Regions from separate parts of the Mus musculus genome. Here region 1 is linked to region 2. Evidence: chromatin loops called from intact Hi-C (ENCODE). Cell type or tissue: left cerebral cortex. All regions are shown on one strand.

Region 1 (8,000 bases), 650 kb after region 2:
GCTGGGCACAAAGTGCAGTTCCCATAGGCAAAGGCTTTCTGCTCTGAAAGGCATTGAGATGCTCTGAATCCAATTTCCTAGGTCCTGTAGACCAAGAAGGTTCAGGTCCCAACATTTCATGTCTGTTATAAGGATTTTTGTTCTGTAGTCCCCTCAGTAATTGTAAAGCTGTGTGTGCTGATTTGGCATTTAGGGAATTATCATCAAATCTCCAAAGATTGAAGGGACTCTTTATATTCCCAGGTTATTAACTGGCATGGGAAGAGGGCATGGTGTTTCTGCTACAATCTAAGGCTCAGGAGAAGCAAGGGTCCCTGGAGAGAAGTCTCAAGCAATTGAAAGGAATTACCTTCTTTGTCTTTCTCTCCAGAGAACAGACATTTGGGGTTTGTAGATACACTTTCAGAGCTTACTCATTGCCCAGACAATAAGCAGTGCTCAACATCCTGACTGTTTTCCCTTAACTGTTTGTCTGCTTTAATCCCTACTGAACTCAGGAAAGCTTTGCTGAAGCCTGTTGCTGCCTCTCAAGCTTCCAGCCATTCACAATAGTTCTGCCATGCCCATTTTGTTGCTTTTGTTCTTTTTTTTTCCCCGTGATGCTCAGTGGAGATGTCATTGTGAAACCCATTACTCTGTATAATTATTATGCATTAATAAGAAATATAGTCTCAAACTACATTGCCACCCATATCATGCATTCCAAACGGAAGCCAAGGCTAGGAAGATGTCTCAGCTGCTATACAGACTTGCCACGTGAGTCTGAGGATCTGAGTTCAGATTCTCAATCCTCATAAAATCCAGACACCACAGACCAAGCTCCTGCAATCCCAAAACACTTATAGAAAGTGGGAAGCAGAGACAAAGATCTCTAGACACTCACTCGATAGCTATCCTGCCTTACAGTGTAGAAGAGACCATATCTCTAACAGGATGGAAAGCCAAGGACTTGCAGCCAAGGTTGTCTTTTGATCTTCTCACACAGTTTGACACACATCTATCCATACTCGAACATGAACAAGCACACACACACACACACGCACGTGCACACGCACACGCGCACACACACATACACATACACTAAAAGTGAAACCAATTATCAGCCAACAATACACATGCATAGTTGATGAACTTTTATGTTACATCTCCCCAAATTAATGGTGTGGCTCTCACAGATATCTGTTGTGATCATATCCAAGGTATAAGAGACTCTAAAGTCGAAAAGTCAAGCTTCTTACCATGTTAAGAGACATGGTTCAGAATTTTAAACTCCCACCTTTTCCAAAATCTGCTAGACAGGAGCAGATTATCCTTGTACACATCGATGCCACATTTCTTCCTCACTTGAATGTCATGTTGTGGTGGTTTTAATAGAAATGGTCCCCATAAGCTCATAGGCAATGGGCGGTTTTAGGAAATGTGTCCTTCTTGGAATAAGTATGGTCTTGTTGGAGAAAGTGTGTCACGGGGGGCAGGCCTTGAAGTCTCAGAAATTCAAGCCAGATTTAGTGGCTCATTGTTCTGTTCCTACTGTCTGCTAATCTGGATATAGAACTCTCAGCTCCTTCTCCAGCACCATGTCTGCCTGCATGCCACTATCTTTCTGTCATACTGATAATGAACTAAACCTCTGAAACTGGAAGCCAGCCCCATGCTATGGTCATGGTGTCTCCTCACAACAATAGAAACCCTCACTAAAATATGTGCAGAGGCCACATGAAAGTCAGATGCCTTAAGAGATCTTAATATTTTGTTTGTTTGTCAAGAGTCCTACTCCACTGTCCTATTATGTTAATCAGACCAGTTGAAGATGTAAAATGTAGACACAAGCAATGCTCAAGCAAAGGAAGAGAAAGAGCTAATAGAAAAGCAGGACAAGGTAGGAAGTACTGAGAGGATGTAAACTGTACTAGGATAATAATCAAACGAGTGAAATAAAGTTGGATAAAGGATGCTATATCAATATGTGATGTTTAAAATCTTCAAAAACCTTGGCAAAGATCCTAGGAGACATTGCTGATAAACTGCTAGGTTGTATCTTCGATATGCGGTAAAATCAATGTCTTAAACTAAATGGACACCCCAGAACTTCCTTGGCAGATGGCGAAAGAAACGCCCAAAGGGCAAAGAAAATGGGCATAGTAGAATGGATATGGGTAGAATACTACCTTTGGACTGTTGTGGAGTATGGGAGGATGCTCCAGTTCCTGAAGTGAGGCGGGAATGCACTGATGAGGAGGTGAGCATTGTTAAGATTCCCAATGGTATCTGTCTTTTTAAGCTGGAACCAGAAACAAGGGGTGTTGTTATAAAGCCATTGTCTCTTACAGGAAAGGAAATCAGAGAGGTCATCATGGATGAGAAATGGATGACTGCCAATTTCGTGAGACGCACCGCCCATTGCAACCCACTATGCTGGATGTGGTATCTTTGTTAGCACAGAAGACACAGGCTCTGGCACATGATGCACATGATGCACATGATGCACATGATGCACATGATGCACTCCAGCAAGTATATTGTCTTTGCCTTTGTCTCAGGAGGAGCAAAAATGGTGCATGGCCCCCACATCACAAATAACACTATGTATTTACAGCCTTGCCAAAGGCACAGCCAATTCACCTTTCCTCTTGTAACACAGTTCAAAGAGACCTTTAATAGTCCATGGCTTCTGGGAGTAGTATCCATCCTTGAAGATTACCTCCATTCAAATAATTGCTTATATATTGTGTTTTTTCAAAGCTTATGAAATGGTATATGTCCTTGGTTCTGATCCCTTCTTTCTCCTTCCTCTTACCCATCCTCCTACCTGTGTTCCTGTTTAGACCTTTCTACCTTCAGTATTCCACTTCTCCAGTTTTGTGACTGATATATTCTACTATTCCCCCTCTATCCCCCTAACATCCCCATTCTATTACTCTGGATTTTATTAGCACACAATACTAAGCACACTACTCAAAAAATATGTACCTAGGGTATCTATATAGGCAAGAATATGCAAAGTTTTTGGATTGCCACATTTCCATTTTTTATTCATCCAGTTGATGAACATCAAGTCTGGTTCCAAAACTCACAGTGCTATGTGTGAGACACCTCCATGTGAGTTAGTGTACAGAGAGGTTTTATAGACCCCCAAAACAATGCTGGTAGTTGTCATTGCTCTTTATTTCATACCAGGACTTAATGGTAAGACCTTATTGCTCAATGTACTACACAAGGACATGAGCATATAACACTAATTAAACTCCATTCGGGGGGAAAAAGACACAAAAGTAGGTGGTCACTTGCTGAAAAGGGTACCAGTGTTAGAGGGAAAAGTAAGGGAGATACATAAGAGAAGGTGTGAAAATGACTAAATCCATAATATAAGTGTACAAAACTGTAGAATGATTTGTAAAAAGTGGCAGGGTAAATACCTAAGGCTCATGCAGCTACATTTTCGAGATGTCAAGCTAATTAGACCACACAGGCAAGAACCAGTGGTAAACTATGAGCATATATAATTGGAGGGTAGGGGATGCTCCTGGAAAAACTCAAGGGCTTTCTATATCTGTGATATTTTTAGGATTCAATGATCTGACCATAACAAATCACCTCCCTCCCCACCAAATAGATGACAGATCAACCCACTTCACAACTCCCACAACACGGAAAAAAAAATCTCTAAGCTCTAGGCTCCAAACTCTAGAAGCACCATATTCTATGCTTAGAAAAGGTTCTCTGACTCATGGACCAGGTGACATGAAAGGTTGCCAACTTCCTATGAAAGACCTCTATGGAAAGTTTGAGCTGAAACAGAAGTAGACTTCTTACTTGGCCACACAACCTGGCAGACCTTATGGTGTTAGAGGTTTCTGGGTTGGGAAAAGACATCAAGTACAGTGGATACATGGTCACAATGCAAGCCATTAGAGTTTTGGAGGTAGGCCACGCCATCTGCTGCAGGAGTATGTTCCATCTCACAGGCAGGACTTGGTTGGATATGAGCCTACAGTAAATATAAACCATCTGAAGAAGGCATCAAGTGGCAGCCAGAGATGTCCATCAAAAGCTGAATTCTGTTACCCAGGCCAATCCATAAAGCCAGGCTGAACCAGAACGTATTCCTTGGAAACTGTGTGTGGCATGTCTGAGAAGGAGCATGAATAGGCGGAGAGACACGGGTAAATTGCATGAGTATGTTGTCTCCCACCCATGTTGCCTAACATTGTTGCTTCTCTGTCTCTTCTCATGGCTCACGCCTATTGTTCCTTAACACCAAGCAAATCAAAGAACAGTCTGAGCTTGGTCTGTTGATTGGTCCCTTTGGTGTGTTGTCACGAATTAAAAATGAGTTGGTATTTCACTAATGCTCCCTATTAGAAATCCCTGAATGGGAGCAGTGATATATTGTCCCAACTGACAGCACTTGTCTGATGAATCAGGTCTTCTACCTTGGACAGAGAAGGAGCCCAGAGTACAATCATTCCTGTACTTAGAGTGAATTTGAGTAGAGCTAGCTGAACCTTAAAAGAATAAAGTTTTAAATATTAGTTCAAGGAAGACTTAGCAGAATGGACCCATGGGAAAAGATATCGAGTGTGGTGATCTTGCACCATAATATGGCCATTAAATAGCAACTCTAAGTCAATAAGATAGGTGGAATGATTTTTATCATAAGACTGTATTTGCTATGAATAAATATTGTATTGCTACTACAAAGGACATACCAAGGGGCAGGCACGAAAGAATACAGGCCCATCAGGGTGGACTTCCACTGGCTGAGGCTAATATTGGTACAGCTGCTATTGTATATTCACCTGGCCAGCAACAGAACTAAGGCTGAGCTCCATATTTGGCTTTTGCCAATATGAACTAAGTGCTTGATAACAAGTTGACTGCTCTGGGCACCTTTCACCCAGAAGGTGCAATGATTCCATTTGACAAATATCAACACACATGGCAAGTACAAACTTGCTTTTTTTATCCCTAGGGTCTTGGTTAATTCAATTGTCTATAGACTTCAGGAGGATTTCATCAGCTGAAATAAAATTGCAAGAGACATTTTATTAGGCCAAAGGACCCAAATAATGGGGATGGGGGAAGTGGTGTAGTGGTAATAGAATCCACTGGTCCTGTCACCTGCCATGTCTTTAGGAATCACAGTCCTTCGGAGTGATAAAATGGCCTCTCAAAGAATCAAGGCATGGTAGTATATGCCTTTAATTGCTTCACTTGGGAGACAGATGAAGGCAGAGCTCTAGGAGTTCAAGGTAGCCAGGGTTGCACAGTAAAATCCTGTCAAAAATAATTTAAATAAGTGAAGTAACAACTTGAAAATGTCACTATCTTCTGTACACAGGACAAATCCTAAAAGAATGAGTGTTATATAATCCTATGTCACCTATAGATACAAAGTGATAAGTAAGGAAGCTATACCAAATAACTATAATCAAACATGCTACCAAGCCAAGCCGATAGTCCTAGGCTCTCGTTTGTTTTTGTTTTTATATGCTGTGTCTCAGATGGGGAAAATTCTTCATTTAGTCTAATTGAGATTATGTTGAAAATTAAGCTGCTATATGTATGAAGATCCTTCTGGCTAATCACGGAATGCTAGCAGAATGGGGAAAAATCATTCTAATATATGTTAGATCAGCTGCCGCTGGACAGCAGGGCAGGGAAGAATATCTCTGCAAACACACTGATCCTCTGAGGCATCTCTTGCTGCTCACATGCCCAGGTTTAGTGATAAATTCACATCCAACATATAGAATGATACTTAGGGTCTCAGGTGCCTTGAGGATCAAAATCTGATCTCCAAACAGCAAGCCACCTGGCACAACTTATATTGTCTATCCAAGACAACAAGAAACTAGAATGGGAGACAAAGTACAGAGATAGAAAGCATCAATTATGGCTTCAAGATCAGCTGAAGAACTAGAGCTGTGGTTTGCTCTTTGCCTGGAAGTGCCCTAGAAAAGCATAGTAAATTGAATCTTGGAGAATCTGTTTCCAAGTGAGGAATCCAGAATCCAAATGGAGCTCACAAAAGGAGACAGTTGTGGGGTTTTCCACCTTCAACCTTCATCCTCTTCCTTTTTGTTGTTTGTTTGTTTGTTTGTTTAACATTTATTTATTTATTTATTTATTTCCCGTAGGGAGGAGAGATATAAGTAGATGCATGACATAGTGAGCTTGGGAAGGTCTTTAGCAGTTGATTCTCTCAATCCAATGTGTGAGACCCAGTAAGTGCGAGCTTGGGATATCAGACTTGATAGACAGTGCTGTGCTTTCATGCACCAGGCTACCTCTCTGGTCTTTCCTCTTAACATCTGTTCCTCTGCTCCTGGGAACATCGCTGCTCATAGTACCATCACTAGGAACCACCCTAGCTTCAGAGAACTGATTTATCAACCATCACTCCCTCTTCTAGAAGGTTTATATAGCCAGTGACTGGCTGAAACAAGAACACAGTCACTGTACTCTGATGTCACTTTGGAACTCTGAAGGTTTATCACCTCCCGGGGCTGGGGCTTTCCATTATGGATTGGTTTCTTATTATCTAATCCATTCCTCCTCCTTTTCCTTTTCTTTTCTTTTATTAAATTATTTTATTTGTTTACATTCCAAATGTTGCCCCGCTTCCTGGTCCCCCCTTCTAGAGTTCTTCACCCCCTCCCCTTTGCCTCTCTGAGAGGGTGCTCCCCCAAACCCCTACATACACCCTTACATACTCACATTCCCTACCTCACCCTCCCTAGCATCCCCCTTCCCTGGAGCATCTTGACAGGGTTAAGCACATCTTCTCCCACTAAGGCCAGACAAGATAGTTCTCTGCTACATATGTGCTGAGGGCTACAGATAAGCACATGTATGCATTTTGGTTGGTGGAATAGTCTCTGGGAGCTCTGAGGGGGTCCGGATCAGTTGATGCTGCTGATCTTCCTATAGGGTTGCCATCCCTTCAGCTACTTCAGTCCTTACCCTAACTCCTCCATAGGGGGTCCCTGACTTCAGTTCAATGGTTGTCTGTAAGTATCTGCATCTGTCTCAGTCAGCTGCTGATAGAGCGTCTCAGAGGACAACCATGCTAGGCTCCTGTCTGTAAGTACAACATTCCATAAGTAATAATGTCAGGTTTGGTACCTGCGCATAGGATGAATCCCAAGTTGGACTGATCACTGTATGGCTTTTCCTTCATTCTCTGCTCTACTTTTGTCCCTGCATTTCCTTTAGACAGGAACAATTCTGGGTCAAAATTTTTGAAGATGAGTGGGTGGCTCCATCTCTCCATGGTAGGCCATATTTGTCCACTGGAGGTGGTCTCTTCCGGTTCCATCTCCCCACTGTTGAGAATTTTGGCTAAGGCTATTGCTATTGAATCCTGGAAGCCTCCCACATCCCACTCAATGGGAATGACCTCTCTTCCTCCTTTTCTTAAAAGCAGTCTCTTCAAGAATCCTTCCAGATGTACTTCTGTTCTAAGAGTGTTTCCTGTTCACTGAACATGTACCTGTCATTCCATTGTCTTGAAGGTTACCTCCAATGTGTTTTCTGCTACAATATGAAACTATCCGCCCCCAACAACAGCCAATCCATATCCCTCCTCCAGAGTTGGCATTGAGCTGGACTCACACAAAGACTTATGGGGGGTTAAGAAAAATCTGTGGGATCACAAAAATGTCAGACTCCTATTGTACTAAAAATGATTCTATCCCAGGGCTGCCAGACACATCCGCTCCCACCCAAGCAGATGGAAGACTATAGACTTAAGAGACAGAGGGCAAGCAAAACAGGACTTCCGTAGGGAGAAAATAAAATGTCTCCCCCTACATCGCTGCCTCAAGCATCTGAAAGTAGGTGTTGGAGTCCCCGTTCTGCAAATCCACCCACAAACATCCTTGTCAGCCTCTCAAAATGGGAATGAGTCTCTTGTGTCTGGGACTGTAGTCTAAGAAGGAAGATGTTCTAAATTACCTCAGTGGTCTTAAATTGACCAGGTATTCACATCTACTCAA
Region 2 (8,000 bases):
CAGGACTTGAGTTACAACTGCCAAGAAATGCAAGGCCAAGGACATACAGCTACTTGGTACAGCTAGAAAAGTACATAGTAGCTTCTTTTTGGTCTTTCCCATTTCCAGCTCTGTCCATCTTCCCCTGACTGAGTCTACCTGGGTTCTGTCTCAGAGTTCAGCTGCCATCCTTTCTGGAATTTAGTATGCCCCTCATCATTCCTGCACTAAACATGCTTGACCTTGAAGCTAAGTCTCTCTTTAAATCTCCCTCAAGGAGATGTTCAAAACTCTTGGCATCTGGTGATTGACTCTAGGAGAAGTGAGCAGTGCTGCTATGTATGAAGGGCATGCGAGAGAAATAAATTGTATAGAGGATGAGTGAGGGCTTGAGAAGAAATGCTGTCTCTGGCAAAAGACGTAAGAGCCCTGGAGGCTGCACCCACCCTTATATGAGTGATGGACCTGCTTACTCTGAGTTACTGCCTCACACTGAATTACCATTTTGAATAGTTCCACATAGATGTAGAAAGAGTAGGCTGGAGTTCTCAGCAGCCATTCTAACTTCTTGCTCAGTGCTGGATTTGGCACGAGGTGCGTACTGGTGTGTACATACAAGGAAATAATTTAGTTAAAGTGTTAGTAAGATTGCTCAAATCTTGACTATGTTTGGTAACTGATAAATGAAGGAGATTCCCATGTCTTTAGGTCCCCAGGGTTTCCATTGTGATAAAAAATATAAAAAGACAATGGTCTGCTGTGTTTATAAAGGTGTATATCAGATTTATAGAAGCTTGCTACTAAAATGACTCTCTGAGAGTAGGGGTAGTTTGGTACTAAGACCATTCAAACAGAGATCAAAAGACTGGCTTGAAATGTTAGATTACTCCTTGACTAGCTGTTTGATTATGAATAAGACAGAAGACCACAGACTGTTTCCCCATCTATGAAGTGAAGGGAAACAATAGTTGGCTATGTAACTTATAGTGCCCCTGTAGAAATCATAAGGATCAGAATTCATTTTGTCAGCTATGAAACCATTTTATAATAATCAGATGCTACCTCTGTCCATGGAAATCTCTTATATTACTCAAGCAAGTGTACTGAGTGTCTTCATTTTAGGGAACCTTTCTAAGTATTGAATTCAGGTTTGGTCTGACATTGGATCTGCTAGTAATTCCTCATATCTTTGATGGCAAAATGAAACCTCAGGGCACAATGATGAAGTAAAATGTATAGCTACTTATACAAGTCACATGCCAACATACACAAAGTACACACACACACACACACACACACACACACACACACACACACGAGCTAACTAGTTCAATTCTATATCTAAATGCTGCATCATTCATACTTCAGTAGATGCTTTGTAGATGTATATTGATTAGAATAGACAGGTTCTGGGGAAGCTCAGTCTCTCTGGGATACAGGAGAGTCCTACAGAGAAAACTGAGAACTTTACTTTCATTAATTTCTTCACTCATTGTTGGGGTAGACTCTAGGAGAAGTGCGCAGTGCTGCCATGTATAAATAATACTTCACTGAAGTATTATATGGTTTACCTTGTTCTAGCTAATTCCACCCGGACTGATCCAGCATGATTCTAGGAGAAAGGTGAAATGGTTGTATTGAGTCTTGAAACAAAATAACAATCTAGGTAGGAAAGGAGAAAAAGAGTGATGGAGGACACATTGGAGCTGAAGTGGTACAATTAGAAAAGTCTATGAGAATCAATGACGTGTGACATTAGTGTTTAATAAGGAAAACAGAGGGATGGAGGGACAGGTAAGCCTGAGACTGTGGATACAGCCAGTGTTCAGAGAATGGGTTGGAATGAACTAAGAAATTTAGACATCTTGATGCAGGTGGTGGCAATGCATAGTCTTTCAGAGTGGGGGCTTGGTGTGATCTGGATGGTGGCATTAAAGTTGGCTCTAGGCACAGTAACAAGGAAGCCACAAATATGGCAGTGTGAAAGCAGTGAGAATGGAAGACCAAGCCAGAGATATAGCCATGGCATATAACTGGGCAGCAGAAACAGGGAGGCAAGAGGTTGTGATAGAATCAGTAGGTTCTGTGAAGGAGAAACTGCTGGCTGGTAGCTCCTGGGTGGGAGCCTTAAGCAATCAGAGAAGAATGATATCGAGCCTTCAAAGCATAGGACTGCAGAAGCATGCACGGGAGCAAGAATAGGTGAGAAAGTTGTGGGCTTGGAGAGCTACACTGGGTTTTTCATTTCGTTCCCCCGAGACATTGAAAGAGAGCTCCTATAGAAGGAGCTCACTCCTTGGAAGCTCCAAGCTCCTCAGTGGAGTAGAGAACTGCTGCTTTTGTCTCTCTCCCTTTTTATATGACCGTTGCCTTCTGTTCTCCAGAATTTCTTTTCATGGAGAAGGCATCCCCTTACCTTTGTAGAATAATAGAAGATGAGAGATAAGGGACTGAAACAGTGTGAGATAGGAAGACTCCCTACAGTGAGAAGATGGGGTGGGGAGGAAGCATCCTGTGTGTAAAGCTATCTGTATCTGACTATGAACGTGGCTTTATCAATTAGTACTTATTTTCAAATGCTAACCTTTTAAGAACATGGACTATAAATGGCTCTGTATCTCAAACCACAATTTCCTCTTACTGACCCTATTTAGCATTTTTGCCTTCCATCTTTGAGGTGGTTTCCATCAAACCTGAATCCATGGATTCAGAATCAAACAGGTCTGTATCTAACTCTAACTTGTACATTGTTAGTAGAATAATCCCTGTCTATCTATCTATGTATCTATCTATGTATCTATCTATGTATCTATCTATGTATCTATCTATGTATCTATCTATGTATCTATCTATGTATCTATCTATGTATCTATCTATGTATCTATCTATGTATCTATCTATGTATCTATCTATGTATCTATCTATGTATCTATCTATGTATCTATGTATCCATCTATGTATCTGTCTATGTATCTGTCTATCTGTCTGTCTGTCTATCTGTCTGCTGTCTGTCTGTCAGCCATGACCTTCTTCTCCCCTTCATGTAAGTAAATCTTGCCACAAACATCTGCACCTTCTCCAGGATGTTTTTCCCTATTATTCCAGACCACTCAGTTGATTGTGGTATTCAGTGAGCAAACAGCACACTCATTCAAACACTTAACTATTTATCTCCTGAATTATTCTTAATGAGTTAAAGAAGTCACCATATCCTTGTGGGGAGAGGATAGTCACTACCACCTGAGGTGGAGAGTTCTTGCAGGCCCTTGATGTTTAAACACATGCATTTCCTGCCTGTCCTTTTTCCTGCAATACCAGGCTGTCCTGTTGTGTTGATCTAAGTCATTTGATAGAAAGTAGAATTTTAAGTCCCATGAAGCACATATTGTTTCATTGGGGAAAATGCAACCTAAGGGCAGGACTTAGTGTGTTAAGGCACTTGATGTCAAGGTTTATCATCTGAGATTAATCCCTAGGTCCCACATGATGGAAAAAGAAAGCCAACTCTTAGAAGTGACTTCCAAATATGTGTGTGCTGCACCATAACTCTTATGAATAAATATAATATAATATAATACATAATATAATATAACATAATATAATATAGATAAAGTGACAGGGCTATGGTCTTAAGAATTAGAAAGTTTGTTTGGGACTGTTGCCCTGGGCAGTAGACTATGACAGAGTGCATTTAAATATAATACTTTGTCATAAGCGTAAAAGGCTTGGGGCATCCTTAAACTACCTAATTGCCTTTTCTTTTGTTGTTATTATAAAGAAGTTAGCTGTACTTCTATTGCAATTAATAAGTTTAGAGAATAAATTACAAGTAACTTTGTGTCAACAATGTTTTAAACTCTTACTATTGTGAAGTGTGAACAGTCCCTGAGACATTTTAGAAAACAAAAATCAATATGATTTTTAATGAACATGGATTATGTGCCTTGCTTATGCTAGGTACTGTGAGCAATTTAATAAAAATAAAACTACCAGAAAATCAATAAAAATATATTTAAAGTTTTGTTTAAGAGACATTCAAAAATATACAAAGGAAGGAGTGGGCCTTTACTTGTGTACAACCACTTTAAGTAGAACATCTCATTGTGTTTTCATTGACTCTCAATTAAAAAAACAAAACAGAACAGCACAAAAAAAAGCTCAATGTTTTTCAACAATATGTGAAAACACAATAATAATAATAATAGTAATAATAGTAATAATAATAATTCACCCCCAAATTTTACCACTCAGAAATAATACTCATAACCAAGTATCATTCTAAGTGTCTTTGAAAATCTATGCCTGTGCAGGATACGCTGTGTTCTATTTTAGGAAAATGGAGTTACAAATGTAAAGTGCTGCTTCAAAATTAATTTCATTTTGATTTAACAGAAGAAAAGCAGCCTGACATTAAACTATGGGCATCTCTGAACTTCCAATAGCTGTGTTGTCACAGAAGGGAGGAGGTGGAGGTGCTTTTCCAGAAATATCCTCCTCTGCTTAAAAAATGGAAGATTAAAACACATTAAAGGCAGGAGCTATTATTTGCAAATGGTATTTGTTCTTTCAATTTCTTTTCAAAACTTCATTTGGGTGTTTGGTCATTTACATACACAATGATTAGGAGGTTAAGAAATTTGTAACTTGATTATCTAGGCTACTTTTATGGGAGCAATTTGGTTTCTAGAGACGTTTGCTAAATTCTTGCTTTTCAGAATTATTTACTGTTGGCAAATGCTCAAACAACTGGTCCTCAATTTGTTCCTTTTCCTTGGGGCTTCAACCTCACTGTCTGTATGGGTTTGTCATTTTCTTATCTATCAATTGCTTCAATGGAAGGATTCTCATGAAGTCCTTTTGTATCAGAGGCTGATGAACTTTTAATAAAAGTGACCATACATAAATACTTTAGGTGTAAACACTAGAGGGTAAAAGTTTTCGAGTTTAAACACAAAGCAATTCTGATGTTATAAGAAGCAAACAGCTGGACTAGGGGAATGGCCTAGTGTGTAAAAATGCCTGTCACCTAAAAGGACATGAATTTGAGTCTCTGCTGGAGTTGCCAGCACTAGGGGTAGAGGTGGAGAAGACAGGAGGATCATTTGGGTTTGTTGATAATCCAGCCTCAAAAAACCCAGCAAGTTCTTCTGAAAGACTCTGCTTCTAAAGAGATATATTTCTATATCTCTTAGACTTCTTCTTTCTCAGATATACATGCATACATACATACATACATACACACATATATGTATATAGATATAGATGTAGATGATGAGAAAGAAATAGAGAAAAAGAGGGAGATGAGATAACATGAGAGAGAGAATAAGAAAGAGACCACATGGTGTCCCCTGCTCTTTGTCAAAGCATACACACCCTCACATACATGTGCAAAGACACAACACAAACACACACCACACACACACACACACGGGAGGGGGCACTTGAAGAGACTAAGTTAATAAATTGGTATATCTCTATTTCCATAAAACTTTATTTACAAGAGTGGAAGGATGCTGAAGGTATAGCTGAGCTGGCAGAGTACATGCTCCGCATGTCTGAAGCCCTGGATTTATATGCAATACCACATAAAATAAGTGTGATCACATGACCCCATAATCCCAGCACTGGGGAGGTAGAAACAAAATGATCAAAAGTTCAAGATTATACTCAGATAGTGAGTTTGAGATCAACTTGGGGTACAGGAGGCTATGCCTTTGAATATGAAAGTATGTGAAAGATGATTTATATATCTCTTATTGTTTAGTGTCTTAGTTTGCATTCTATTGCTATGATAACCAACTCCCAGGACATATGCCACCAAAGGAAGTCAGGCAGGAACTCAGAGCAGGAGCCTATTGACAGGAACAGAAGCAGAGACCTTAAAGCTGGTAAGCAAGCTTGCTCTCAGTCTCATGCTCAGCTACTTCTTAAACCGAGGATCAGAGGTGGCACTGCCTACTGTGAGCTGTGTCCACATTAATCAACAATTTAAAAATGCCCTTTAGAGTTTCCTATAGACCAACTTGATGGAGACATTTCCTCAATTGAGAAATTGTGTCATGTGACAAAAACTAACCAGCACAGAGCCAGCTGGCGGTTTGGGGGTAAGGGAAGAGGGAAGATACTTTTGGGAATATCATCATGACTTTGTTATTGTGTAGATAAAAGACAAACAAACAGAAAACAAACATAAAAATAAAACAAAATTTAGTCCAGGGAAAAAGAAGCGATGTTCTTTGAAACATATGAATGATGAGCCTCACTGCTGAGTCAAACACATAAATATTTCCTGGAAAAATGTTTTATTAAGGTTAAATTCACAAAGCCTAAAATCAGCATTTTAAAGTCAACATTCAGTGAAAGTTTGTACACTCACAATTTTGTTCAACCACTACTTGTATGCCAAAATGAAGCTTTGTGGCCATTGACAGCCACTTCCAATTCTCTCTTCACTCCAAACTTTGCCCCTATATGTTTCTCTATCATGGATATATAGATATATTATATAAATGGCATTGCACATTGCATAATCTTTTATGTCTAATGTTTTTCCCTTTACACAATATGTTTGAGGTGTATTCATGAAACACATACCAATATTTTTTCTCTAGTTTAAATATATCAGGATTATACACACACACACACACACACACACATACACACACACACACGTTAAACTGTTATCTGGTTGTGAACAGTTTTGATTGGAAAGGGTGTGCAGATATATTTTCCTCAGTCTTTTTCTATTCTATATAGAATTATTGAACCATATGGTAACTGATAACTACTACTTGAGCTCCTACCAAGCTTTACCCCCATTCTGATCTACTTTTAGCACAACACACAAAGGATCCAACATCTATACACCCTGGCTAAGACTTGTCATCTGAATTTTGATGAACATAGACTTGGACTTCAGTATTCTTTTTTCAAGTAATTAGTCATTGTCATACATTTTTGCCCATTTGATTTCTTGTAATTACCATGCATGCTACATTTCAAGACATACCCTACACGCCATTAAATATTTTATTAATATATTTCTCCCTAAAAGATGAATTCCCATGGAGTGTTGCAAGATCTTGAAAACACAATTTAAAAATACTGCTTATGTAGAATTAGTTGTAATATATATTCAAGTTTAACAGCATGTTTGAAATAGAGCTATATCCCTTTATAGTCCTTGTTCTAGGGGAAATGGGATGGCCCAAGTGCCTGTCTGTGAGGGTGGATGTGGGGGTGTTTACTTCCTTTGGTAGGATGTTGGACATGATGCTTGCTAACATCCTTTCCAACTACATTTTAAAATTAGAATTTGAATATTTATGGAGGCCTTTCTGAGAATGTTCAAAACCCTGAATACTGCAATGCATAACTCTGAACAGTGAAATGTGTTATTCTGTCATATGATAGAAGAATGAAAGCTGGGGTCTATCTCAGTCCAATCTGACTGAGAAGGGTAGCACAAAGTTGCATGTGAAGGAGCATGTTTCTGTGGATGAGAGCGAGGAATTCCAGGTTCAGATGAAGTAAGGCAGAGCTGGAAGCCACATACTTTCAAGTCTTTTGGGGAAGAAAATAACCAATTCTTTACAGTCTTCTTTGCCTTTGGAAAATAGGCTTTTCTTGTGACCCCAATGAGAACATTTTAGAAGGAGCCTTATTCAAGGGTGACCTTACTGCAAAGAAGGGAGGGCTCTCCTGTAAGGGGCCAACCATAGAAAAGCTCCCTTGTGACCTGGGACTGGCATCTGCTTCTACCAATGAGCAGAGCTGCAAATCAAGGAGGACTTTTTTTCAGAATATCCATATGGAATGAGGTTTATTTATGAGTGGGAAGAAACCCATAAAGAAGAGTTATTAAGTCCAGGAGGAGCTGATTTACATCATGGTAAGATGCAGACAATCCTTCAGCCAGAGGAATGACAGCCTCTGACAGGTGTCCATGAATAAATCCCTCTTCCTCTAAAACGTTGTTCTCTTTGCCAGTTTGCTAGCCACTGGCCATATTCTTAAGCTGG

The links. Peaks named below come from ENCODE experiments on the same cell type or tissue, not always from the same donor. Only the 100,000 strongest peaks of a DNase experiment are listed, where the experiment ranks them.
Region 1: a loop joins it to region 2, with 6 times the contacts of the local background. A loop is called at or near these places in 2 of 42 quality-filtered maps.

Annotation. Positions count from the first base shown.
Region 1 is chr14:72,230,761-72,238,760 of GRCm38, forward strand. No RefSeq gene overlaps it. Among named protein-coding and RNA genes, the nearest start is that of Gm41205, 50 kb to the left of the region's middle. In left cerebral cortex, no CTCF peak of the experiment used is centred here; DNase peaks (open chromatin) are centred at 3,733, 3,885, 7,357 and 7,799; H3K27ac peaks cover 1,831 bases.
Region 2 is chr14:71,580,978-71,588,977 of GRCm38, forward strand. No RefSeq gene overlaps it. Among named protein-coding and RNA genes, the nearest start is that of Gm34819, 36 kb to the right of the region's middle. In left cerebral cortex, no CTCF peak of the experiment used is centred here; DNase peaks (open chromatin) are centred at 4,434 and 7,224; H3K27ac peaks cover 923 bases.